Regions from separate parts of the Homo sapiens genome. Here regions 2 and 3 are each linked to region 1. Evidence: read pairs that join two places in POLR2A ChIA-PET (ENCODE). Cell type or tissue: PC-3. All regions are shown on one strand.

Evidence for each region. Peaks named below come from ENCODE experiments on the same cell type or tissue, not always from the same donor. Only the 100,000 strongest peaks of a DNase experiment are listed, where the experiment ranks them.
Region 2: POLR2A ChIA-PET joins it to region 1 with 5 read pairs; 3 of 35 experiments call an interaction of 5 or more read pairs at or near these places.
Region 3: POLR2A ChIA-PET joins it to region 1 with 5 read pairs; 16 of 35 experiments call an interaction of 5 or more read pairs at or near these places.

The regions. Positions count from the first base shown.
Region 1 is chr6:43,698,259-43,706,258 of GRCh38, forward strand. It overlaps the pseudogene EXOSC8P1. Among named protein-coding and RNA genes, the nearest start is that of MRPS18A, 14 kb to the left of the region's middle. RefSeq lists an enhancer at 4,646-5,631 and a silencer at 4,734-4,833. In PC-3, no CTCF peak of the experiment used is centred here; DNase peaks (open chromatin) are centred at 1,503, 4,423, 4,743 and 6,713; H3K4me3 peaks cover 2,171 bases; H3K27ac peaks cover 5,126 bases.
Region 2 is chr6:43,966,750-43,974,749 of GRCh38, forward strand. No RefSeq gene overlaps it. Among named protein-coding and RNA genes, the nearest start is that of LINC03040, 30 kb to the right of the region's middle. In PC-3, no CTCF peak of the experiment used is centred here; DNase peaks (open chromatin) are centred at 4,722 and 6,332; H3K4me3 peaks cover 244 bases; H3K27ac peaks cover 3,146 bases.
Region 3 is chr6:43,632,805-43,640,804 of GRCh38, forward strand. It overlaps MAD2L1BP (MAD2L1 binding protein), which reads left to right and starts at 3,036. Exons shown (of 3, transcript NM_014628.3): 1 at 3,036-3,117; 2 at 3,577-3,842; 3 at 7,217-8,000. The coding sequence starts at 3,072. The coding sequence ends at 7,729. RefSeq lists enhancers at 4,014-4,801, 4,802-5,588. In PC-3, no CTCF peak of the experiment used is centred here; no DNase peak of the experiment used is centred here; H3K4me3 peaks cover 1,724 bases; H3K27ac peaks cover 925 bases.

The DNA of each region.
Region 1 (8,000 bases):
TCCTATTGCCTTCAAGCTTCCCACCTCCAATCTGCTCTACTGCTACGGTTTAATGTTTCTTTTCTTTTCTTTTTTCTTTTCTTTTCTGCAGCCCTCCAGGAAGACCGTGCTTAGGTGGGGGTGGCAGGGGGTGCAGGGCATGAGAAGGCTGCAGGGCAGGCAGGACAGGGGCAGTCACAACACTCCTTCATTAATACTGTTCATGACTTGAAGAAACCTCTGAGTGAACTTTGGATCTGATGGTTTCAGGGTGAATTTATTAAAGTTGAGGGTATTCATATTAAAATAATATAAACTAGATTTTGCCTGGGACATGGGTACTCATGCCATGTGGTATGTGCTCCACAGACAGCTTGTGTGTGCGCGTGTGTGTGTTTGTGTGTGTGTGTGTGTGAGAGAGAGAGCTGTTATAACTCGATATTTGGAAAAATGCCATGTTTTTCCATTTGCTTACAGTTTCCTTTTGACCCCAGAGAAGACTTTTTTTTTTTTTAGCTCTATGAGCAGCTATCCAGAGAAGATTTTCTGATGCATTTGTCACTAGGAGCTGCCAGGTCATGGAACGTGAGAACCCAGGGGAGGAAGTGGAGCCGGCCTCTCTGCTTACTCCTACTGGGTCATTGGGAGGCAGCTGGCCAGAACGGAGGGAGAGAGAGAATGTTTCTTTGCCCTTTTTTTTTTCCCATCTGACCTTTTAAAGGGACTTGTGCCCTGCTGCCTTCCTCTCAGAAACTGCATGCACGTTTGAATGAAGGCAGGGAGGGGGATGGGGGAACATGGACCATTAGGTAGGTATCCAGCACACTGCTTCCAGGCTAGGTTGGTCCCCAGATCTCTGTCGGGGTCCAGGGCTCAGGGCCATTCCATCACCTTAGATACCAGGGGTGTGTCTGAGGTGATGGAATGTTGCTGAAAACCTGTGTATTTCATCTGCCTCAGGCCCCTGAGTCTCTGAGATCTGAGGGTCTCTGATGGGTGGGATGGCCTCTCATTCTTACACCAGTTCTGGGAGGCAGGAAAGGGCAGGCAGAGGGGGTTCCTCTTTCTGGAATGAACCCCCCTACTCACACTAGCTCCAGAGAGGACAAGTGACTTGCCCAAAGTGACCCAGCAAGTCAGAGACAGAGTCCTATTCAATCAAATGACCTGACTTCAATCCCAGATAGAGATACTGCATTTGCTCTCTGGTTGGGAGGAAGGGATTTCTTGGGGGGCAGGATATTCCTGTTGTCCTATTCATTGTCACCTGCCGAGACTGAGAAGAACCTGCTCTGCTCCCTCAACCCTGGGTATGCCCAAGGAGCAGATGGAGGGGAAAGAGCAGAGTGGGGAAAGAGGGAGGGAGAGGCCAGGACAGGGGGAGGCCGAAAGAGAGGAAAGGGCTTGGGGACAGAGGGAGCTGGAAAATGAGCAAACAAAGTCCTGGAAAACAACTTGTATCCCCTTCCCGGCCTCCCTGCCTGCCTTCTCCACTGGAGACAAGTCATTTAGAATAATGAGTCATAATTTGATTACATTGTCTTCCAGCCTCGCAAGGTAAACAAGGATCTCCCCTGGAAGGAAGGAACGGGGTGGCCCAGGCTTCTGGCAGACTCCCTGAGCCTGGGCAGGGGTTTTCCCCTCCTGCAGTTGTCCCTCTCTTCCTGAGTGCGCTTGAAAGACACGTCTGGGTGGCTTCAGCCCCATGTTCCACTAACATTTACATTCTCTTTGTGTCTTCTGTCTGACCCCCCACTCCCCTCCCTGGTAATGTCCTTGCCCTGAAGCCTGCACACCACCATGTAAATATTTAAACCGATCTATTATTTCCTGTTTATTATCAGCATAAATCCTGAGTTCATTCATTGAGCATCTGTCCCCTGGTGTCTATCTCAGAAGGGGAGGCCTGAAGCCAGGGCCATATGTCCACTCTTTTCTAGGAGTACAGAGTCACTCAGGGCAACTGGATTGCTAATTTTGTCTTTTATTTATTTTATTTCTTTCTCCAACTTAAAAATTGTGGCAAAATATGCATAAATTTTACCACCTTAACTTTTTTTTTTTGAGATGGAGTTTCACTCTTGTTGCCTAGGCTGGAGTGCAATGGCACAATCTTGGCTCACTGCAACCTCCGTCTCCCGGGTTCAAGCGATTCTCCTAACTCAGCCTCCCAAGTAGCTGGGATTACAGGCATGCACCACCACGCCTGGCTGATTTTTTGTATTTTTAGTAGAGATGGGGTTTCTCTATGGTGGTCAGGCTGGCCTTGCACTCCCAACATCAGGTGATCTGCCTGCCTTGGCCTCCCAAAGTGCTAGGATTACAGGCATGAGCCACCGCGCCCAGCCCATCTTAACCATTTTTAAATGTATAGCTCTAGTAGTATTAAATACATTCATATGGCTGGGCGCCGTGGCTCACGCCTGTAATCCCAGCACTTTGGGAGGCCAAGGTGGGTGGATCACCTGAGGTCAGGAGTTCCAGACCAGCCTGACCAACATGGTGAAATCCTGTCTCCACTAAAAATACAAAAAATTGGCTGGGTGCAGTAGCTCATGCCTTTAATTCCAGCACTTAGAGAGGCCGAGGCGGGAGGATCGCAAGGTCAAGAGATCGAGACCATCCTGGCCAACACGGTGAAACTGCGTCTCTACTAAAAATACAAAAATTAGCTGGGCGTGGTGGCACGTGCCTGTAATCCCAACTACTCAGGAGGCTGAGGCGGGAGAATTGCTTGAACCCAGGAGGCAGAGGTTGCAGTTAGCCAAGATCGTGCCACTGCACTCCAGCCTGGCAACAGAGCAAGAATCCATCTAAAAAAAAAAAAAATTAGCCGGGCGTGGTGGCGGGTGCCTGTAATCCCAGCTACTCAGGAGGCTGAGGCAGGAGAATTGCTTGAACTGGGAGGCAGAGGTTGCAGCGAGCCGAGATTGCGCCACTGCACTTCAGCCTCGGTGACACAGTGAGACTTCATCTCAAAAAAACAAACAAAACAAAACAAAACAAAAAAAATTCATATTGTTAGGCAACCATCCCCACCTTCTATCTCCAGAATTCTGTTCATCTTATAAAACTGAAACTCTGCATTAATTTACACAAATTCCCCATTCCCTCTTCTTCCCCTTTCCCTGGCACCACGCTTTCACTTTGTCTCTGGATTTGATGACTCTAGGTGCCTCATATAAGGGGAATCACTCAGTATTTGTCTCTTTGTGACTGGTTTATTTCACTTAGCATGATGTCCTCAGGTTCATCCATATTGCAGCAAGTGTCAGAATTCCCTTCCTTTTTTTTTTTTTGTTCTGAGGCAGGGTCTCACTTTGTCCCCCAGGCTGGGTGGAGTGCAGTGACATGATCTTGCTCACTGTAGCCTCCACCTCCCGGTTTCAAGTGATCCCCCTGCCTCAGCCCCCCAAGTAGCTGGGACTACAGACATGTGCCACCATGTCCGTTACTTTTTGTATTTTTTTGTAGAGATGGGGTTTCACCATGTTGCCCAGCCTGGTCTCAAATTCCTGAGCTCAAGTGATCCACCCACCTTGGCCTCCCAAAATGCTGGGATTACAGGTGTGAGCCACTGCGCCTGGCCATTCCCTTCCTTTTTAAGGTTATATTCCATTGCATGTACGAACCACATTTTGCTTATGTGCACTTGGGTTGCTTCTGCCTTTTAGCTGTTGTGAATAAGCTGCTATGAACATAGGTGTACAAACCGGCTTTCATTTTTTTATTATTAAAGCCTATTTTTTATTGATTGCTTATTATGTGCTCAGGACTGTGTAGACTTAATCATTTAATTGTCACAAGTACCTCCTAGGTGGCAACTATTCTCTCCATTTTATGAATGAAGAAATTGAGGCTCTGACAAGCCAAGTAATTTGTCCGAGGTGACGAAAGGGGAGAGCCAGAATGAGCACCTGCTCCTGTTCTTTAACCACCATTTTACTGAATTGTGTTGATGATGGACATGAAGATGAGGTCTTGGGGTATATTGCCTGCAACACCTCCCTCCCCTCTCCAACAGAAAGGGCAGACTCTTCCCCTGACCATCTGCCCAGTGAGATTGGGAGTGAATCCATCCTGCCTGGATGATTCCATCAGCAAGGGCTCTCATTCCTGGCTGCTCATCAGCATCAACCAGGGAATTAAAAGATGATGGCCTGGCCTCTCCCCGGAGTTAAACAGAACAGTTGAATTGAACTCTCTCAGGGCTGGAGCCCAGGCAGCAGCGTTTTTTAAAGGCTCCTTAAATGGTTCTATGTGCAGCCAGGGTTGAGAACCACTGGGCTAGAGGAGAGCGGAGGAAGACTACAGGAGAACTGGTTCCCTGTCCAGCCTCTTTGACTTTCCTTGTGAACTGCTCCACCGCTTTCCCAAGAGTGGCATTTGGCTATGAATGCCCTGAATCCCGTGACTCAGAACCCCTGGAGTGCCTCCCTTCTTTTCCTCCAGAGGTTCTGTTTGGGGTGTGTGAATGTGTGTGTTTGTGTGTGTGTGTGTGTGTGTGTGTGTTTGTGTGTGTGTCCCCTGTGTGACATAGGGCCCGGATGGACCTATCTGGACCAGCCAGACCCTAGAATGAAAACAAGTTGCTGACAGCCCTCAGGCCGCCAGAAATGAATTTCCGTCACCTCCCAATGAGGGGTGAGGGAACTGAGGGGGAGGGCCGGGGTCAGTGCGTCATCAGAGGGTGGGGAGAGGAGGAGGGGAGTACACAGGCCCCACAGGGCGGGGTCAGGGAAATTAGCCTCTGGGCCTGCCCCGGCTCTTTTGCCTGTGACTGTGGCACAACTCCCGTGGTGTTTTGCCCCAAGCCCCACCCATCCTGAGTCTCCCTGAGCTCTGTCTAAATCCAGGGTGGTGTCCAAGCCTGGAGAATTTCCAGGTTGGGCTCTGCCCTAAGGCATCCAGCCTGTGGAGCTGCTTGAATGGGGGCACGTTGGGATGAGGGGGATCAGTTAGCCTGTCCTGGGGATCTTCCTCCAAGCCAGCCTTGAGCCAAGACCTGTAAGATCCATGTGGGCCTAGCAGCCTGCCAGCTCAGTGCCTACAGCAACATGGAGGAAGGGGCTGGGGGTGCAGAAGAAGACCTACCTTGGGCACTGGAGGACAGAGGTTCAGCCACTGCCCTCCTGTGTGCCCCTGTGCAATCACTTCTCTCTGCGCCGTGACATCTCCATGTGCGTTAATTATAAAGGATTAAAGGATTTGGCCCAGATCCCTAGTTCCCAAATTCAGTTGCGCTTTGGAATCTTTCGGGGAGCTTTAAAAACTACCATTGACAATTTCATCCTCCAGAGATGCTGATTTAATTGGTGTAGTTTGTGGCCTGAGCATCAGGAGTTTTAGAAGATCCCCGAGTGAGTCTAATTTAAAGCCACGTTCTAGAAAACTACTTCCTAGCCACAGATACATCATGGCACCCATAGAACATGACAGTATTTGAACAACACACTGTTTCTTAGTCGCTCTGTGCCTCAGTTTCCTCATCTGTACAATGGGGATAATAATGGAACTTGCTTGGTAGGGTTGTTGTGAAGATTATATGAGCTAATGCAGAAAGGCATTGAGAAGAGCACCTGGCAAGTAGTAAAATGCTCAATAAATGTGAGCTGTTTTTATTAATTACCCTCTGGCTCTGCTCCAGATCTGGCCCAACTTCCACCCTCTGTCTTATCTCTCCATGTTCACACACCTCACCAAAGCGACTCAACCTGGTAAACATTTACTAGGGGTCCTCTGTGTGAACCATGCTGTGCCAGGCATTGAAGAAGGGATGTGGTGCATTTGGAATCACCTATGAAGCCGGGGACCCAGAGATGCATAAAACAGGTTTTTGCTCTCAAGACCCACAATCCAGGCCGGAAGAGGCAAGCATGGAAACAGACCTGGCAGAAACACTTCAGGGCTGTTTAATACAGAGGATACTGTCACTCTTTCTGCTTTCTAGGGACATGGCATGGTTCCTCTTGGGGAAATGATTCTTTTGTGGGGAAATCACAGCAATGGGCCCTTTGTGCGAAAAAGGCATGGCTTGACTATGTGAAGATGAAGTCAAGACAGTGATAATTTTGCATAAGATTTGAGGAAGCTGGCATCTATCTCTGAGACAACTGGCCAGAGAGGAGTGGAGATGGGGCCCTCGGAAGAGGGCCAGTGGGTGAGGACTACCATCAAATAAATCTCCAGGCAGAATTAAGCCTCATCTTGATTTTTAAAAAGCATTTTTGTTTGTAGTGGTATATTTTCATATTTTAATTTTTTTTTTTTTTGAGATGGAGTCTCACTCTGTTGCCCAGGCTGGAGTGCAGTGGCATGATCTCGGCTCACTCCAACCTCTGCCTCCCGGGTTCAAGCGATTCTCCTGCTTCAGCCTCCTGAGTAGCTGGGATTACAGGCACGCACCACCACGCCCGGCTAATTTTTGTGTTTTTAGTAGAGGCAGGGTTTCACTATGTTGGTCAGGCTGGTCTCGAACTCCTGACCTCGTGATCCGCCCACCTCGGCCTCCCAAAGTGCTGGGATTACAGGCGTGAGCCACCGCACCCGGCCTTTTAAAATTTTAAGAGTGTGAAAGTATATATAATGAAAAGTCTCCCTCCCCTTCTCCCCTCACCAGATTCTTATGTGGTTTCCCAGAGATATTCTAGGTATACGCAGCAAATGTATATCAACATGTTTTCACTTCCCCCACTCCCACACCCTCCCCCTTTCTTTGGTAAATATGCCATTCACAGTATTCTGCACCTAGCTTTGTATTTACTCAGCATTTGCTTAGCACTGTATTTACTTAGTGAGCATACCATGAGCAGCAAGAGCTTCCTCGTTATTTTTTCTGTTTTTTTTTTGTTTAGTTTTGTTTTGTTTTCTTTTTCTTTTTTTGAGATGGATTCTCGCTCTGTCATCCAGGCTGGAGTACAATGGCATGATCTCAGCTCACTGCAAGCTTTTCCGCCTCCCGGGTTCAAGTAATTCTCCTGCCTCAGCCTCTTGAGTAGCTGGGATTACAGGCACACTACCACCACGCCTGGCTAATTTTTGTACTTTTAGTAGAGACGAGGTTTCGCCATGTTGGCCAGATTGGTCTCAAACTCCTGACCGCAGGTGATCTGCCTGCCTCGGCATCCCAAAGTGCTGGGATTACAGGCATGAGCCACTGCACCCGGCCTCTGTTTTTGTTTTTTAATGTGTCAGTATTTTACACTGCTAAATGTACACACTTTATAGAGAAGCACAATCCTATGGTTTTTAAATAATAACAGGGAAATGGTTTAACATACTAGGGTTGGTTTGCCTAAGCCATTGCTCTCCAGCCTGGGTGACAGAGCGAGACCCTGCCTCAGAAAGAAAAGGAAAAAAAAAATGGTTTCACTGTACATAATATATGTGTGAAGTGACCATAAACACTAGAAACATCTAGAAATACTAGAACTATATTTCAGAAGAATGTAGTTTGATATTTATTGAGTATAAAATTTTCTTTTTTTTTTTTTTTGAGACAGTGTCTGAGTGCAGATCTTGGCTTACTGCAACCTCTGCCTCCTGGGCTCAGGCAACCCTTCCGCCCCAGCCTCCTGAGTAGCTGGGACTACAGGCGTGCACTATCACGCCCAGCTAATAGTATAAAAGTTTTGTGCACAGTGTAACAAATACAATTTTTACAAATCTGCTTTGAAAATGTGGTGGTCATTTCTTCGGGTTTCATACTATTTACTTCATCCATTGCATTTTAAATAGCTTTGTGTCTTGTAACAGCTCGGTTCATCTAGTCCTGGAGTCTAGCTCCAGTCAGCCCACTTTTACCTGCTTGGTGAGGACACCAGAGCCTGCTTCCTCTTCCATTACTGTTATTAAGATTCCAGTTGCCAGATGTTCCTCCTCTCCAGTCAGGTCAGCTATGAGCAAAGTGTCATCAAACACGGCAAAGGAAGTTGCAGCTGGGTAAGTTCTAGTATTCAAATAACTTCTCTTCTTAACTTCTGCTAAAATAGTCTCTTTCTAGCAACTTCAGGCAACTGTAC
Region 2 (8,000 bases), 270 kb after region 1:
TGTGCTTACAGTGGAGACCTGAGCACAGTGCGGAAGTGCAAGTCCCTGTCCCATCTTTACTTACTGTGTGATGTGGGAATCTCCATTTCCTCTCCTGTAGGATGGGATCATAATAATGACAATCACACACTTGGCAAAACCCTGAGGTTGCTACGCCATCAAATGCAACAACGGACGTGAGACTCTTCTACGAACTGCCCAGCCAAGTCTGCAGAGGGCTGACAATGGGCTTGGATTCAGATCCCAGCACTGCTGCTTAGTAGCTGGGTCAGCTTGGAGAAGTTACTCAACCTCTTTGAGTGTCAGTCTCCTCAAAGATGCAGTGCAATCTCTACCTCATAGGGAAGTAGGAGAGAGACAGTGTGTCTCAAGCACTCAACACCAAGTCTAGCACGGAGTAAGCCTGAAGCTCAAGTGGGCGTCCACTGTGACTATTACCTTTATCGCCAAACATATTTTATACAGGAGCTGTGTAGCATTGCTTATTGAGAAACCAAAGAATGATGTTATAGTATATGTTTTTATAATACGCCTAGGACAGGAGGGTGGGGCAGACTTTGGGGAGAGACCTCCTTGAGCATCTCTTCATGCTAGGCACTGGGCTGTACACACATGGGGAGCTGCCAGCCATCTCCGCCTGCCCTAAGGTGGTTCATTCTACAGGCTCATTCACCTCTGGAAAGTAAAACCAGCCACAGTGGAAGGAGCATCTGAGGCAGATCCTGGCCACAGGCAGAACCCTGTGGGAATCAGGCCATAGGACATTTATGCAATATGGTTGAACAGGAACAGGGTAGTGGCCTCTTAGAGCTCAGCTTCAGATCACAGGGAAATGGGGTTTCCCATAGGGCCAGGGTAGGTTCAGGATGGAAGCCAAAACCACTCGGGTAGGCTGGGCTGAGCACTTGATTGGGGGCTCAGGAGAGAGAGGTACCACAATCTGAGCACCTCCTATTAATACTTGGTAGGCTCTGGCCTGGGCACTTTAAAGAGCATCAAAGCAATCCTACCAGGTAGGTGCTACTAGCCCATTTTCCAAAGGAAGAAACTAAGGCTCAGAGAAGTGAGGCCAAAATATGCTGAACCAGAATTCTACTCCTTGAGCAGGCAGCTTTCCACTGCCCCAGCCTGCCTCCCCCGGGGAAGGAACCTAGGTGCTGACGGGACCTGTCCTGGGCTGTCTCCAAGGAGAGAAAGCAAGCAACAGGGCCCAGGACCCTGGACTCTCTCCCCCAAGTCTCCTCCACTTCCAAGTAGAAGTGGAGACCTCTGTATGCCTCTAGAAGAATAAATTATTAAGAATGTTATTAGCTATAATTTAATGAGCGATTATTATGTGCCAGTGAGCTTTCATTAACTCATTTAATGCTCACAACAGCCCGGTGGCTGGGTCCCTGCCCACCTTTATATATGGATGAGAAACCAAAGTCCAGAAAAGCTAGCATTGATTCCTCTGGCACCCCTTCTACTTTTTTGGAAAATAAAAATGCGTTGTTGCAATACTTTGGAGCATCAACCCAGAATCACATAACAAGAACAGAGGAATTAGTCAGTTGCAAAGTCCTCCCTCGTGTCTACCCCAAGTCCCTCAGGCTGCAGTGAGAGCTTGACATTCCCCAGCTTCTCTGGGCCAGCCAGCAGCCACCCCCTACCATGTGGCCTTGGTCCCTCCTCTGCTGGGAATCAGGAGGGGGGTGGTCCTCCTTTGTTCCCCAGGCTCGGGGGAGCATTCCTACCCCAGAGAGGCCAGCTGAGGTCACGGGTCTATGCCCCCTCCCCAGGCCAGCCTGACCAAGCTGGCAGCCCCGTCAATCAGGTGCAGCCTGCTCAGCAGCCAGCCTTTTATTTCCTATATTAAAAGGGCTTGTGATTCCTGATTGAATTAAAGGCGGGAAGGTCAGCTCTGAGACCAGCAGGGAGATTTCAATCACGGGAGACCGGAGGCAGCCAAGGTGGGCAGGGGGGCAAGGCAGGGAGCAGACAAGGCCAGGAGCAAGAGTAGGGACGGGCACCACCGCTTCTCTCCCAGGCCAGACCAGTCAAAGCATGGTACAAGGGTGGCTAGTCCACAGCACCCACCCCCACAACCCTTTTGAAAATGTCAGTTTGAATTAAAGAAATTTCATCCTCTGATACAGCAGACAACCTGAACTGCTGGACTAGGCAGACTTGCTTGCGTATCTGTTAGTTAAAATGCCCTCAGAAAAGTGAATTCCACAGTTTCCCTCATTTCCTACTGTCAGCAGGTTCTTTCTGACTTCTCTCTTAAACTCCATGTTGGATCTTAAGGAGACAAAGATGATGCTACTTGCTTTGAAGTTATAAAGGACAGTCAATCAGCTGCTTTTTCGGCACCTATGGCTCAGGCTCAGGGATCCTGCAAACTGCCAGTGCTTTCCTGCGACCTGGGTAGAGTGGGGAGAGGACTGCAATGAACACAGTCTTCCTGGCTGTGTGCTTGGGGGAAAGCTCCTCATTTGCCCAGGGACTCAGTTTCCCCATCTGTGCAATGGGCAGCATAGTCCGTACAGGATTTGCTGGAGTACTAGCCTTCCCTGGATAGTCAGGGTTGAGATGTGCCTTTTTGCTTGGGCTAGCACTGAGTCTACCTTATATATAACCCTGGAGTCCCCCTGCCAAGAGTCAAGTCAGGAAGTACAAGGGCTTGATTCCTATCTCTGCAGGGCAGATATGGAAGCCCTGGGGTAAATGCCCCATGTCCTCCAAGGATAGGCAGGAAGAACAGGCTTGACCCATGGTGGGGCTAAAGTTAAATATCAGGATGAACTGACTTCCTCAGTGAGAGTGGTTTCTGGAACTAGATCACAGAGAAGCCTTTTCCCGTCTCCCTACCCGCTACCCCCTCCGGTCCTGTGCTATCTCCATGCAGGCAGCCTTAGATATAGGGGTTGCACCACAAGTGGTGGGACTGAGATCAGACATGAGAAAGGACTTCCTAATGGTGGGCGAGATAAGGCAGTAACATACATCATCAAAGGAGGGGCGCCTGTGGGGCACGTTTAAGGAAATAAGGAATCATGGGCACCACCTAAGGCAGTGGAGGTAAGCTCTGGGCCTGGAGCCAGAGAGCTGGTTCCCTTCTCAAACCTTGCTGGTCTTGAGCAGGTCCTTTGCCTCTTCTGCGGAAGGGAGGTGATGATGCTATCTTAGCAAACAAGGCACGCACAGGCTTCTAATGGCAGAGTGACATGGGCGGCTGAGGGTCGGCTGTGTGGGTGGCTTTTTCCTGTATATATGAATTTTATATGCCCTTCCAAAAAGTCAGTAATATCTTTTTAATGCCTTAGCATAGCTGTATCTTTCTCTACCAGCAGATTCACAATTCCTGTTCCATGTTCCAGACACTGTTTTAAGTACTTTACATATATTTAACTCATTTAACCTTCTCAATAACTGTCATGATCCCCATTTAGAGATGGGGAAACTGAGGCACAGAGCAGTCCAGTAATTTGCCTAAACTTAGCAGTAGCAGAGTGATGGTTTGAATCGGGGCAGCCAGGCTCTGGAACAATGCTAGCACTCAAGCTACAACTCTCTGTGATGAAAGAGTCCTTCTGTATCTGTGCTATGCAGTGTGGCAGCCATGAGCATTTGCCATATGACTTATGTGACCAAAAAACTGGATTTTACTTTTACTTCATTTTAATTTAAGTAGCTACATGGGGCTAGTGGCTGCTGTATGGGACAGTGCAGCTCTAGAGACCCTGGGAACACCAGGCAGGCAGGACGAGGTCATCACTGAAGATCATTCAGATTTGTCCCTCTCATCCTCCCATTACCCTCCTCCTGCTACTTCCAGCCTAGACTTCCAGGAAAGTTCTCCCTTTCTCCCACATTCCCCTGTGAGAGCTTCCTTGTCCATCAGCAGGTGTGTGTTCCACCCACAGCTGCCTCCTTGTTCCTGACATGCTTGAAGCTGTCTTGGAAGACCAGGACAGCCCCATGCAGGGGCCTGGCCTGGTCCTTGGTGTCTGAGTGAGCTCCCTGTAGAGCCTGGCCTATTGGTGCTGGCAACCTCTCTTGACACCAGGGAGAGAGCACTTCTCCCACGAAGGGGACCCATCCCTCCTTGGTGGACACTTTGTGACCTGAGTCCACTGGGGAGACATATATGGACAGCACTCCCACACCAGGGCCTCAAGCTGGAAGCTCCCTTCTAGGTCACACCCTGTCCTGAGACCTGAGGTCTCTGCAACTGATGGGGTGTACTGACAGCTTCCTGCTCTGCCCCCCAGGGGCTGAGGCCCAATAGGGCGCTAGATGCTAGAACCGCAAGGAGTCAGTGGTGCTACGGAGGGCTGGAACTCATTCTGAGCCTTGAAGTAGGAAAAGTTGTAGGTGAGCTAAGCCTGTGGTAGGGGGCATATCCTGCAGAAAGAAGAGTAAGGTCAGAGGGGTAGAGGCACAAAGGTTTGGCTGCATTATCATATAGGAACAAGGCAAGAGTTGAAGCCACAGGGAGCTTGGGGAGAAGAAGCAGCTAGTAACGCTAACACCCCTGTTTTAGCACCCCTGCAGGCCAGCACAGTTCTAGACCCATTATGTGTGTTATCTCATATGGTTCTCAGAACTGCCCTAGGAGGTAGACAGACCTTACAAAGAAGGAAAAGGAGACTCAAGAGGGGAGAGGCACTTGCCCAAGTCACACAGCCAGCAGCCTGGCTTCACCGGTACTGCGCATACCTGGCCTGCTTCCAAAAGACACGTGGACTTGCTTCTGCAAACAACAGATTTTCAGGAGGATCATGCCAGGCTTGTACTTTCTTATTCTTTTCTTTTCTTTTGAGACAGGGTCTCACTCTGTCACCCATGTTAGAGTGCAGTGGTGTGATCATAGCTCACTGCAGCCTCAACCTCCTAGGCTCAAGCAGTCCTCCCACCTCAGCCTCCAGAGTAGTTGGGATTACAGGCCTGAGCCACCACACCCGGCCCAGGTTTGTACTTTGAAAAGCTCCCTGGGGCTGCTGAATGAGAATGAATGGGAATGGGAAAGGCAGGAGACAGGAGCTGGGCAGGAAGTGGTGGCAGTAATTGAGAAAAAGAGGGCCTGGCCTGCTATGTGTAGGAAGCTAAGTCAGCAGAGAGAGGGAGAAGGCCCCAAACTGCAAAGTGGATCCACAGGGTGCTGTTGGCTGGGGTGGAGCTGAGGAGGGACCGCCAGAGAAAGTGATGACTTGCGTTTAGATCATGTTACTTTTGAGGGGCCCATGAGAACTTCAGGGATCTGGAGCTCAGGAAGGAAAACCTGAGGTAGAGGAATGGATTTGGGGGCCAGTGTTGATGGTTGAGACCTTGAGTGGGTTCTGGGAGAAGAGAAGCAGCCCCCATCTTACCCTGAGGACTCCCAACCTCCCAGGGACCAGCAGAGGGTTGGGAGCCCTTCAAGAAAACAAAAACAGAGACCCAGGAGGACAGGCATCCTGGAAATGAGGGAGGTCAACATGGGGAGACCTAGGAGGACGGGCATCCTAGTAATGAGGGAAGTCAGCATGGGGAGGCCCTGAGCAGGCCAAGGAAATAAAAACTCAAACTGGACCCTCCAGATTTGGTGCCCAGGAGGTTCTAGCAGGGACAGCAGAGGGCAGGAACCAGGCTGGGCTGTGGGGTGAGGACAGCATGGAAGGCAGGCCATGGGGAAGGGGCGCAGCTCTCCAGGAAAAGGGAGAAGATGAGGCAGTGGTTAGAAGGGAGGTGAGAGAGCACCTCTGGGGTCCCTGGGTACACCCTGCCACATGAGTAGTCCCTGGAGCTTCAGGTCTGCATGCCCTGGCTCCTTTATGCCAAGTGTGGCTTCTCTGACTTCCTCCCTCACACGCTCCGAAAAGCACTCAAAAAAGTGCTGAGCCCACTGCTGGCCCTGGAAAGGTTTGCTGATTCACGGAGGTGGAGAGTCTGGCAGCCTGAAGATGGCAGAGGACTCCACCCTGCCTTGGGGAAAGAAAGCAGCCTGGAAGATGTAGGAGAGGCCACAACATTCTACTCATATACATCCTGTGCAGGGTGCAGGGCCAGAGATGGGCAAGAGCCGGTGCCAAGAACATATCCCTAGCTGGCCATCCTCTGAGGCAGAGGGAGCAGAGAGGTCCCAGAACTACTGTAGTTTTATACTAAGTCTTAAAATTAGGTAGTATAGTTCTCTAGCAGGTGAGGAATGAAGGAGGGTTCCTTGGGGGAGGTGCATTAGTGCTGGGCCCAGCGGATGGGTTCAGTTTTGCCCAGTGGAAATGGAAAGGGAAAGGACATTCCTGACAGCATGCACACAAGCAGGAAATCGAGAGGCCTTGTAGGCATCTGGCAAGGAGCCTGGGCTGGCTGGCTCCTCCAGCATCAGCTGTGGAGAGACATGACGCTGAAGGGAAGCTGGCCTCCAAGTCAGGGAGAGCTCTGAATGTGCAAGTAAAAGAGTTGGAGCTTTATTCTGCAGACAGTGGTGAGCCCTTGCAGGTTTTGCAGCAGGAGAGATCTCTGAGGGTATCTCCTCTGGCTGGAGCAGCTGTGGGAAGACCAATTGGTTCTTGATGGGAGGGAGGGGAGGGAATGTCCATCAGGGTCTCCCATAGGGCAAGAACCCCAACCCCACAGTCAAGGCCAGGCTGGTAAAAATAGCTGGGAATCCCGCTGGATAAAAATAGCTGTGGGCAAGGGAACTCACCTGCACCAACAGGTAGGAAAAGTAGGTCATGGCTATGGGCCACCTGGGAGGTGAGCAGGAGGGAACAGAGCTCCTTCAGAGCCTACCACTTCCTCCTTCACCCGTGAAGACTCAGCCTCCTGGGCAGCTCTGAGCAAGGTCTGACAATGGAAGAAGGTCTGGAATTAGCTCCCTAGGCCTGTGGGCCACATGCTATCTCTCCCTCTGGGGGCATTTCTACCTCCCAGCTAGCTTTGAGCATCTTCTGGCACCCTGCTTTGACTTCAGGAATCCACTTCCCAGCAGAATCTAGTGATTCGTTTCTTGGCGACATCACTTTCTAGACTCACTGAGTTCAGAATCTATTAACCTCTTTATTGTAACTGTTGATTTATTGAGCATTTATGAAGTTCTATGCGTGGTGCTAACTTTTTCACAGTACAAGAATAACCTCTCTGAAATATGAGTCTGTTCTCCAAGAGCCAAGCGTCTCTCTCTCGGAACTTCTGTCCACACTACTGGGTTTTTTAAATTATCATACAGTAAAATTTACTGTTTTTCTTCTGGTATACGGTTCTATGGATCTGAACATGTGCAGATGTGTGTATCCTCCACCATCATCAGGATACGGGAAAACTCCATCATCCCCTAAAAACGCACTCATGCTGTTGTTTTATAGTTATATCCTCACCCCACCCATAGTCCTGGCAAATACTAATATGTTTTCCATCACCATAATTTTGTCTTTTTGAGAGTATCAAGTAAATGAAATTACAGTGTGTGACATCTTGACTGGCTTCTCTCATTTAGTATGAAAGTCTTTGACATTTATCCAAATATTGTTGCACTTATCAATATTGTTCCTTTGTACTAATCAGTGGTATTTCATTGTTAACCATTAACCCATTGAAGGACATTTGAGCAGTTTGCAGATTTTGGCTATTACAAATAAAGTTGCTATGAACATTCAGGTACAGGTTTTCATGTGAAGAGATGTTTTCATTGCTCTAGGGTAACTACATTAGGAGGGGGATTACTGGGTCACATGGTAAGTGTATACTCAAAGATTTAACTTTACAAGAAAGTGACGAACCATTTTACAAAGCATCTGTACCATTTTACATTCCCACCAGCAATGTATGAGAGTACTAGTTTCTCTGTGTTCTTGTCAGCTCTTGGTTTTACATTTTTTAATGTGCTATTCTAACAGGTATGTAGAGGTATCCCATCATGGATTCAATTCACATTTCTCTGAGTGTTAGTAATGTTGAATATCTTTTCATGTGTTCGTTTGTCATTTTTATATCCTCTTTGGTGAAGTGTCTGTACAAGTCCTTTACCCATTTTT
Region 3 (8,000 bases), 65 kb before region 1:
AAGGACAGGAGTTCAAGACCAGCTTGGCCAACATGGTGAAACCCCATCTCTACTAAAAATACAAAAAATTAGCTGGGTGTGGTGGTGGGCACCTGTAATCCCAGCTACTTGGGAGGCTGAGGCAGGAGAATTGCTTGAACCCTGGGGGCAGAGGTTGCAGTGAGCCAAGATCACGCCATTGCACTCCAGCCTGGGCAACACGAGCAAAACTCCATCTAAAAACAAACAAACAAACAACAACAAAAAACTTCTGGACTCAAGCAATCCCTCTGCCCTTAAGCAATTCTCCCACCTCGGCCTCCCAAAATGCTGGGATTATAGGCTGGAGCTGCCATGCCCAGTCAGACCCAGTATTTTAATCATTGTACTTTTTTTTTTTTTTTTTCCAGGCGGAGTCTCACTCTGTCACCCAGGCTGGAGCACAATGGCATGACCTCAGCTCACCACAACTTCCGCCTCCCAGGTTCAAGGGATTCTCCTGCCTCAGCCTCCCAAGTAGCTGAGATTATAGGTATGCACCAGCACGCCTGGCTAATTTTGTATTTTTAGTAGAGACGGGGTTTCTCCATGTTGGTCAGGCTGGTCTCAAACTCCCGACCTCAGGTGATCTGCACACCTCGACCTCCCAAAGTGCTGGGATTACAGGCGTGAGCCACTGTGCCTGGCCTCTAATTGCTGTACTTTTATAGTGTGTTTTGACCTCTGGTCCCTACTTCCTGAAACACGCCCTTTTCTTGGCCTCCATGACCTGACACTTATTTAATTTATTTATTTATTTATTGGTAGGGACAAGGTCTCATTATGTTGCCCAGACTGGTCTCAAACTTCTGGATTGATGCACTCCCCTTGCCTTGAATTCCCAAAGTGCTGGGATTACAGGCATGAGCCACCATGCCTGGCCCCACTTGTCTATTTTGGTTTTGGAGGCAGGGTCTCCCTCTGTCACCCAGGCTGGAGGGCAGTGGTGCGATCACAGCTCACTGTAGCCTCAACCTCCCAGGCTCAAGCAATCCTCCCACCTAAGCCTCCCAAAGTGCTGGGAGTACAGGCATGAGCCACCTTGCCCGGCCATTTGTCTATTTTTCTTTATCCTCCTGTGGGTACTCTTTAGTCTTCTCCATAGCTTCTGTCTCTCTGGTCATCCCCTAAACATTAGTGTCTTCAATATCCTAGCCCATTCTCATTCTACACCCTCCCTGGGTGATCTTATTCACTAACATGCTGATGGCTCTTAAATACATACCTTTATTGCAAATGGCATTCCTAAATATCTCTATTCATTATCCTATGGAGATGTCAAATTCAATCTGTGAAAAGCTGAACTCATCTTTTCTCCTACTCACCTCCCACCCCAACAAACCTGGTCTTATTTCCTATTTTAGTGTTTCCTCCATCCTTTTTTTTTTTCTTTTTTTCTTTTTTTTTTTTTTTTTGAGTCATGGTCTTGCTCTGCTGCCCAGGCTGAAGTGCAGTGGCATGATCATAGCTCACTGTAAGTGTCGAACTCCTGGACTCAAGCAATCCTCTGCTTCAGCCTCCAGAATAGCCAGGACGACAGTTGTGCACCACCACACCTGGCTAACTTTAAAAAAAAATTTTTAATTTTGCAGAAACAGGGTCCCCAATCTTGTCCTGGCTGGTATTGAACTCCTGGCCTCGGCACCCTGCTTCCCTCTGTCATTGAATGGTACAATTTCCCATACAATTGCTGAAGTCAGAAACCTGCTTGTTTTCTTGTCAGTCTCTTTCTTTTTTTTCTTTTTTTCTTTTTTTTGAGATGGAGTCTCACTCTGTCACCTAGGCTGGAGTATAGTGGTGCGATCTCAGCTCACTGCAACCTCCGCCTCCCGGCTTCAAGCGATTCTCCTGCCTCAGCCTCCTGAGTAGCTGGGATTACAGGTGCATGCCACCATGTCTGGCTAAATTTTGTATTTTTAGTAGAGACAGCGTTTCACCATGTTGGCCAGGCTGGTCTCAAACTCCTGACCTCGTGATCCACCTGCCTTGGACTCCCAAAGTGCTAGGATTACAGGCGTGAGCCACCGTGCCTGGCCTCTTCTCAGTCTATTTCTATTCCTCCTCCTCCTTGTAAATCAATCCCCAAGTTATGTTCACTGGACCTCCTAAATATCTCGAGTTTACCCAATTATCTCCACCCCACTGTGACTACGCTAGGTTAGGCTGCTTTCATCAAGTACTCGGGTAATTGCACTACCTCTAACTGGTATCCCTGCCTCCTCTCTTATCCTCTCTGTAATCCAATCTCTATCCTGCAGCCAGGGTAGAGATTAAATTTATAAGATGTAAATTTAATCATGCCACTCTCCTACTTAAACCTTTCAAGGCTTCCCCATCTGCCTACAGGATCAAGTCCAAACTCTCACGTGGCTTATACGGTCCTGCCATGATCTGGCTCCTGTTATTCACTACAGCCTTAACTCTTTATAATATGAACTCTTTTCATTCCTTGTACAGAGTATGCTCTTGTCTCAAGGTCTCCAGGAGCACTAGGCCCTCCTCTTTACCTTGTTGACTTATCCTACAGGTCACAGCTTCACACATTTCTTCTGGGACCACTCCTTCCCAGCCCCTACCCTCTGTGGGTCAGCCACCCTTGTTTTTCACTTCCACACCCCGTGTACACTTTTCTGTATAATTCATCACATTGTATTGTATCTACAGGCAGTGAACCCCTTGAGCACGGGGCCCGCGCCTGGCTTGTTCTCCGCTGTCTCCAGCACCTAGGACAGGGCCTGGCACGAAGTAGGTGCACAGTGAGTAGTGAATGCTGGAGTGAATAGATGCAAGAGGGCTGGTGTCTTTTAGAAAGCAGCGCTCAGTGGCTGAGAACTCCTGGGTTCCCTGCTGGGCAAGGGTTAGGCGTACATTTGCCAGGGTGTTAAAGGAGGAACGCAGGGTTCAAATCCCAGCTCCACTTAACCTCCCCCACACTGCGGCGACGCCGCGCCTTTTTTCCGACCCAACTGAGCCGGAAGTGGAGGCGCGGGCTTCCCATGATGCCCCGCGAGACCTTTATTCTAACCGCAAGGAGTAGCGGAGGGGAGGTCGTGATGGCGGCGCCGGAGGCGGAGGTTCTGTCCTCAGCCGCAGTCCCTGGTAAGGCGTGGGGCCAAGAGTTTGGGGAGCCTTGGGGACTTGTTTCTTCCCTACCGCCGCGCCATCCATTCGTTTATCCGCTGGTCCTCTCCCTAGCCCGTCTTCCCTGTCTTCCGGGTGTCCTACACGGCTCTGGCTGTGACTCCATCGCCCTGGGTCGCACTGGACCCTGCTTGACTACACTTTTGACTCATTTCCCCAGATCAAGTCCCGCAGCTTTCTGAGCGGGGAGCCCTCCGAAATCCCCCCACTATCTTGCAGTCGATTAAATCTCCTCAGGCAACAGGGATCAGGAATCTCTCCCTGCCACGGCCCATACTGTAGGCTGCGGAGGATATGGGCGTATGTCGGAGTGCCTGCTTTTTCAGGGTGGCTGGTTTGTCGGCCACAGGGAATGAGAAGACTGACTGGCTTTTAGGTTTTTAATTTTTCTCTCTTGTCCCTCTTTTCATCTACCAGATTTGGAGTGGTATGAGAAGTCCGAAGAAACTCACGCCTCCCAGATAGAACTACTTGAGACAAGCTCTACGCAGGAACCTCTCAACGCTTCGGAGGCCTTTTGCCCAAGAGACTGCATGGTACCAGTGGTGTTTCCTGGGCCTGTGAGCCAGGAAGGCTGCTGTCAGTTTACTTGTGAACTTCTAAAGCATATCATGTATCAACGCCAGCAGCTCCCTCTGCCCTATGAACAGCTTAAGCACTTTTACCGAAAACCTTCTCCCCAGGTAGGCACAGGCTTTGGGAGCAAGTTGGTGGGAAGACTTTGTGGCTCTTAGATGGGAGGCAGGTAGAAAGGGGGTCTAAGAAATCTTCAAAGCCTGAGAGAATAAGCAGCTTCCAGGGCTTCGGTCACTTTCTCCCCACTCTAGTCTTTGGTAGCCTAACCCTTCTGGCTTTTTCAACTGTTCTTTCTTTCTGAAACTCACGTGTTGCATTTGGACTTAATGAACTGGCTCTTTGCATTTTTTTCTTTTGAGACAGAGTCTTGCTCTGTTGCCCAGGCTAGAGTGCAGTGGCGAGATCTCAGCTCACTGCAACCTCCGCCTCCCAGGTTCAAGCGATTCTGCTGCCTCAGCCTCCCGAGTAGCTAGGATTACAGGCTCCTGCCACCACACCCAGCTAATTTTTGTATTTTAATTAATTTATTTATTTTATGTTTTGAGACAGAGTCTCTCTCTTGTTGCCCAGGCTGGAATGCAATGGCGTGATCTCGGCTCACTGCAGCCTCCATGTCCCAGGTTCAAGCGATTCTCATGCCTCAGCCTCCCCAGTAGCTAGGATTACAGGCACGTGCCACCATGCCCAGCTTATTTTTGTATTTTTGGTAGAGACGGGGTTTCACCATGTTGACCAGGCTGGTCTCGAACTCCTGACCTCAAGTGATCTGCCCGCCTTGGCCTCTCCCAAAGTGCTGGGATTACAGGCGTGAACTACCGCGCCTGGCCTGCATGTTTCTTTAATAGCATCCTGTTGTTTAATTTCTGTATGGACTTCTTTTTTCTTCTTTTTTTTTTTTTTTTTTGAGACAGAGTCTCGCCTTGTCACCCAGGCTGGAGGACAGTGGCATGATCGCAGCTCACTGCAACCCCAATCTCCCAGGTTCAAGTGATTCTCCTGCCTCAGCCTCCCCAGTAGCTGGGATTACAGGCATGCACCACCACACCCAGCTAATTTTTTGTTTGTTTGTTTGTTTTTGATAGGGAGTTTCACTCTGTCACCCAGGCTGGAGTGCAGTCGTGCCATGTTGGCTCACTGCAACCTCCGCCTCCCAGGTTCAAGTGCTTCTCCTGTCTCAGCCTCCTGAGTACCTGGGATTATAGGCATGCGCCACCATGTCCAGCTAATTTTTGTATTTTTAGTATAGACGGGGTTTCACCATGTTGGCCAGGCTGGTCTTGAACTCCTGACCTCAGGTGATCCGCCTGCCTCAGCCTCCCAAAGTGCTGGGATTACAGGCATGAGCCACCGTGCTCCGCCTGTTTGTTTCTTTTTTTGAGAAGGAGTCTCGCTCTTGTGTGGCCCAGGCTGGAGTGCAGTGGAGCGATCTCGGCTCACTGCAACCTCCACTTTGGGTTCAAGCGATTCTCCTGCCTCAGCCTCGAAGTAGCTGGGATTACAGGCATGTGCCACCACACCTGGTTAAATTTTGTATTTTTAGTAGAGACAGGGTATCGCAATGTTGGCTAGGCTGCTCTCAAACTCCTGACCTCAAGTGATCCGCCCGCCTTGGCCTCCCAAAGTGCTGGGATTACAGGCGTGAGCCACTGCTCCTGGCCCACCTGGCTAATTTTTGTATTTTTAGTAGAGATGGAGTTTCACCATGTTGGCCAGGCTGGTCTCGAAGTCCTGACCTCAGGTTATCCACCTGCCTCAGCCTCCCAAAGTGTTGTTGGGATTACAGGTGTGAGCCACTGCGCCAGGCCATGAACTTCTTTTGCCTGAGGATATTAATTATTGAATTTTTAAGTTTTTCTTTGTTCCTTGCGGCATCTCAGTTTCTTCTAGAATCCATTCCCCATTTGTTTTGTTCTGGACTTTGACTTTCATGTTGGAGAGTTTTATTCTGTGTCTGGTGAATATTTAAGAATAAATTGGCCGGGCGCGGTGGCTCACGCCTGTAATCCCAACACTTTGGGAGGCTGAGGCAGGCGAATCACGAGGTCAGGAGATTGAGACCATCCTGGCTAACATGGTGAAACCCTGTCTCTACTAAAAATACAAAAAATTAGCCGGGCGTGGTGGTGGGCGCCTGTAGTCCCAGCTACTCGGGAGGCTGAGGCAGGAGAATGGTGTGAACCCGGGAGGCGGAGGTTGCAGTGAGCCGAGATTGCGCCACTGTACTCCAGCCTGGGCGAAAGAGCGAAACTCTGTCTCAAAAAAAAAAAAAAGAATAAATCATTGCAAGCTGTGTGTGCATGCCTGGGCCTTATGAGCTGATAGACTTCACTATAAGGAGATTAGGTGGGAACCTGGTGATCTCTTTGTGGGGATTGGAAAGTCTTCCCTCTGGATGGGGGAGAAATTTGGCAGATGATCTAAGCATCTTCACACAGATTTTCATTCATTTCCCCTATATTCACTCTTGCCTCTGTGGTGCCTGTATCACCACTTCCTAAACCTTTCTGGGGTTCTGCTGTGTGGATCAGTTTGCATCCCTTGGGGGTCCCTTCTGTCAGCACTTGGTATTCAGCTCTCTTGAACTCTTAACTCTTCATCTTCTTTCTTTTTTTTTTTTTGAGACAGAGTCTCGCTCTGTCACCCAGGCTAGAGTGCAGTGGCGTGATCTCAGCTCACTGCAAGCTCTGCCTCCTGGGTTCAGGCTATTCTCCTGCCTCAGCCTCCCTAGTAGCTGGGACTACAGGCATCCACCACCACACTCGGCTAATTTTTTGTATTTTTAGTAGAGACAGGGTTTCGCCATGTTAGCCAGGATGGTCTTGATCTCCTGACCTTGTGATCCGCCCGCCTCGGCCTCTCAAAGTGCTGGGATTACAGGCGTAAGCCACTGCGCCCAGCCAACTCTTCATCTTCTATCTTCCAAAACTTCTGTGTTTGCATTTGGCTAGTGTTGTGTAGTTTCCAGTTCTTTCCTCTTGGGAGTTTTCTTTGTCAGTCTTTCCTCTTCTTTCCTTCATTTGTTTCTTAATTTCTTTTCTCTCATTTTGTAATATTTCAGGTGGAAGTGCAAATAAGCATGTGTTCAGTTTACTATGTTTAAGTGGAAGAACAAGTTCAAAGTCATGTTTATTAGACCAAATAATCCTCATTCCTGTTATCACTCCCCATACAGCAAAAATTTGTTGTCACTTTGTCATGTCACCAAATTTCTATTTTAGTTGCTTATATCTGGATATCCTCCACCTTCAGAACACTGTGTTTGCTGTTCTAAATGTGGGAGAATTATGGTTTTGTACAAATAATATATTTTCCTTTTCAGTATAATACCCTCTGATAAAACACAGTGTTTTGGCTGTGGCGGTTCATTGAGCTAGAAATTAAGTCCTGTAAGTCTATGTACACATCCCAGCAGGGTTCTTTTCAAAGAGCATTAGCTTCCCCCTGCCTTGTTCTTCTCTCCCACCATTCTTTGTCCTCACAGGCAGAGGAGATGCTGAAGAAGAAACCTCGGGCCACCACTGAGGTGAGCAGCAGGAAATGCCAACAAGCCCTGGCAGAACTGGAGAGTGTCCTCAGCCACCTGGAGGACTTCTTTGCACGGACACTAGTACCGCGAGTGCTGATTCTCCTTGGGGGCAATGCCCTAAGCCCCAAGGAGTTCTATGAACTCGACTTGTCTCTGCTGGCCCCCTACAGCGTGGACCAGAGCCTGAGCACAGCAGCTTGTTTGCGCCGTCTCTTCCGAGCCATATTCATGGCTGATGCCTTTAGCGAGCTTCAGGCTCCTCCACTCATGGGCACCGTCGTCATGGCACAGGGACACCGCAACTGTGGAGAAGATTGGTTTCGACCCAAGCTCAACTATCGAGTGCCCAGCCGGGGCCATAAACTGACTGTGACCCTGTCATGTGGCAGACCTTCCATCCGAACCACGGCTTGGGAAGACTACATTTGGTTCCAGGCACCAGTGACATTTAAAGGCTTCCGCGAGTGAATGAGTGCTTCTTAATCCTAAAAACACAATGGCTGAATTATCTTTCTCCATGTGGCGCTGAATCACCCATCTGGTTTGGAGCTAGAGTTGCTTCCTGGTGAGAGAGGAAGCAACTCTCCTTCTGGTTGTCTGCCTCCCCTCAGATTTCCTGATAGGCTGATGGCATGTGGCTGTGACTGTGACTGTAATCATTGCTGAACAACATCTCTTTGAATCAAAGGTTGATTTTCCCAGAGGGTGCTGGGTCAGGCATTTCTATTAGGAGTTGGAA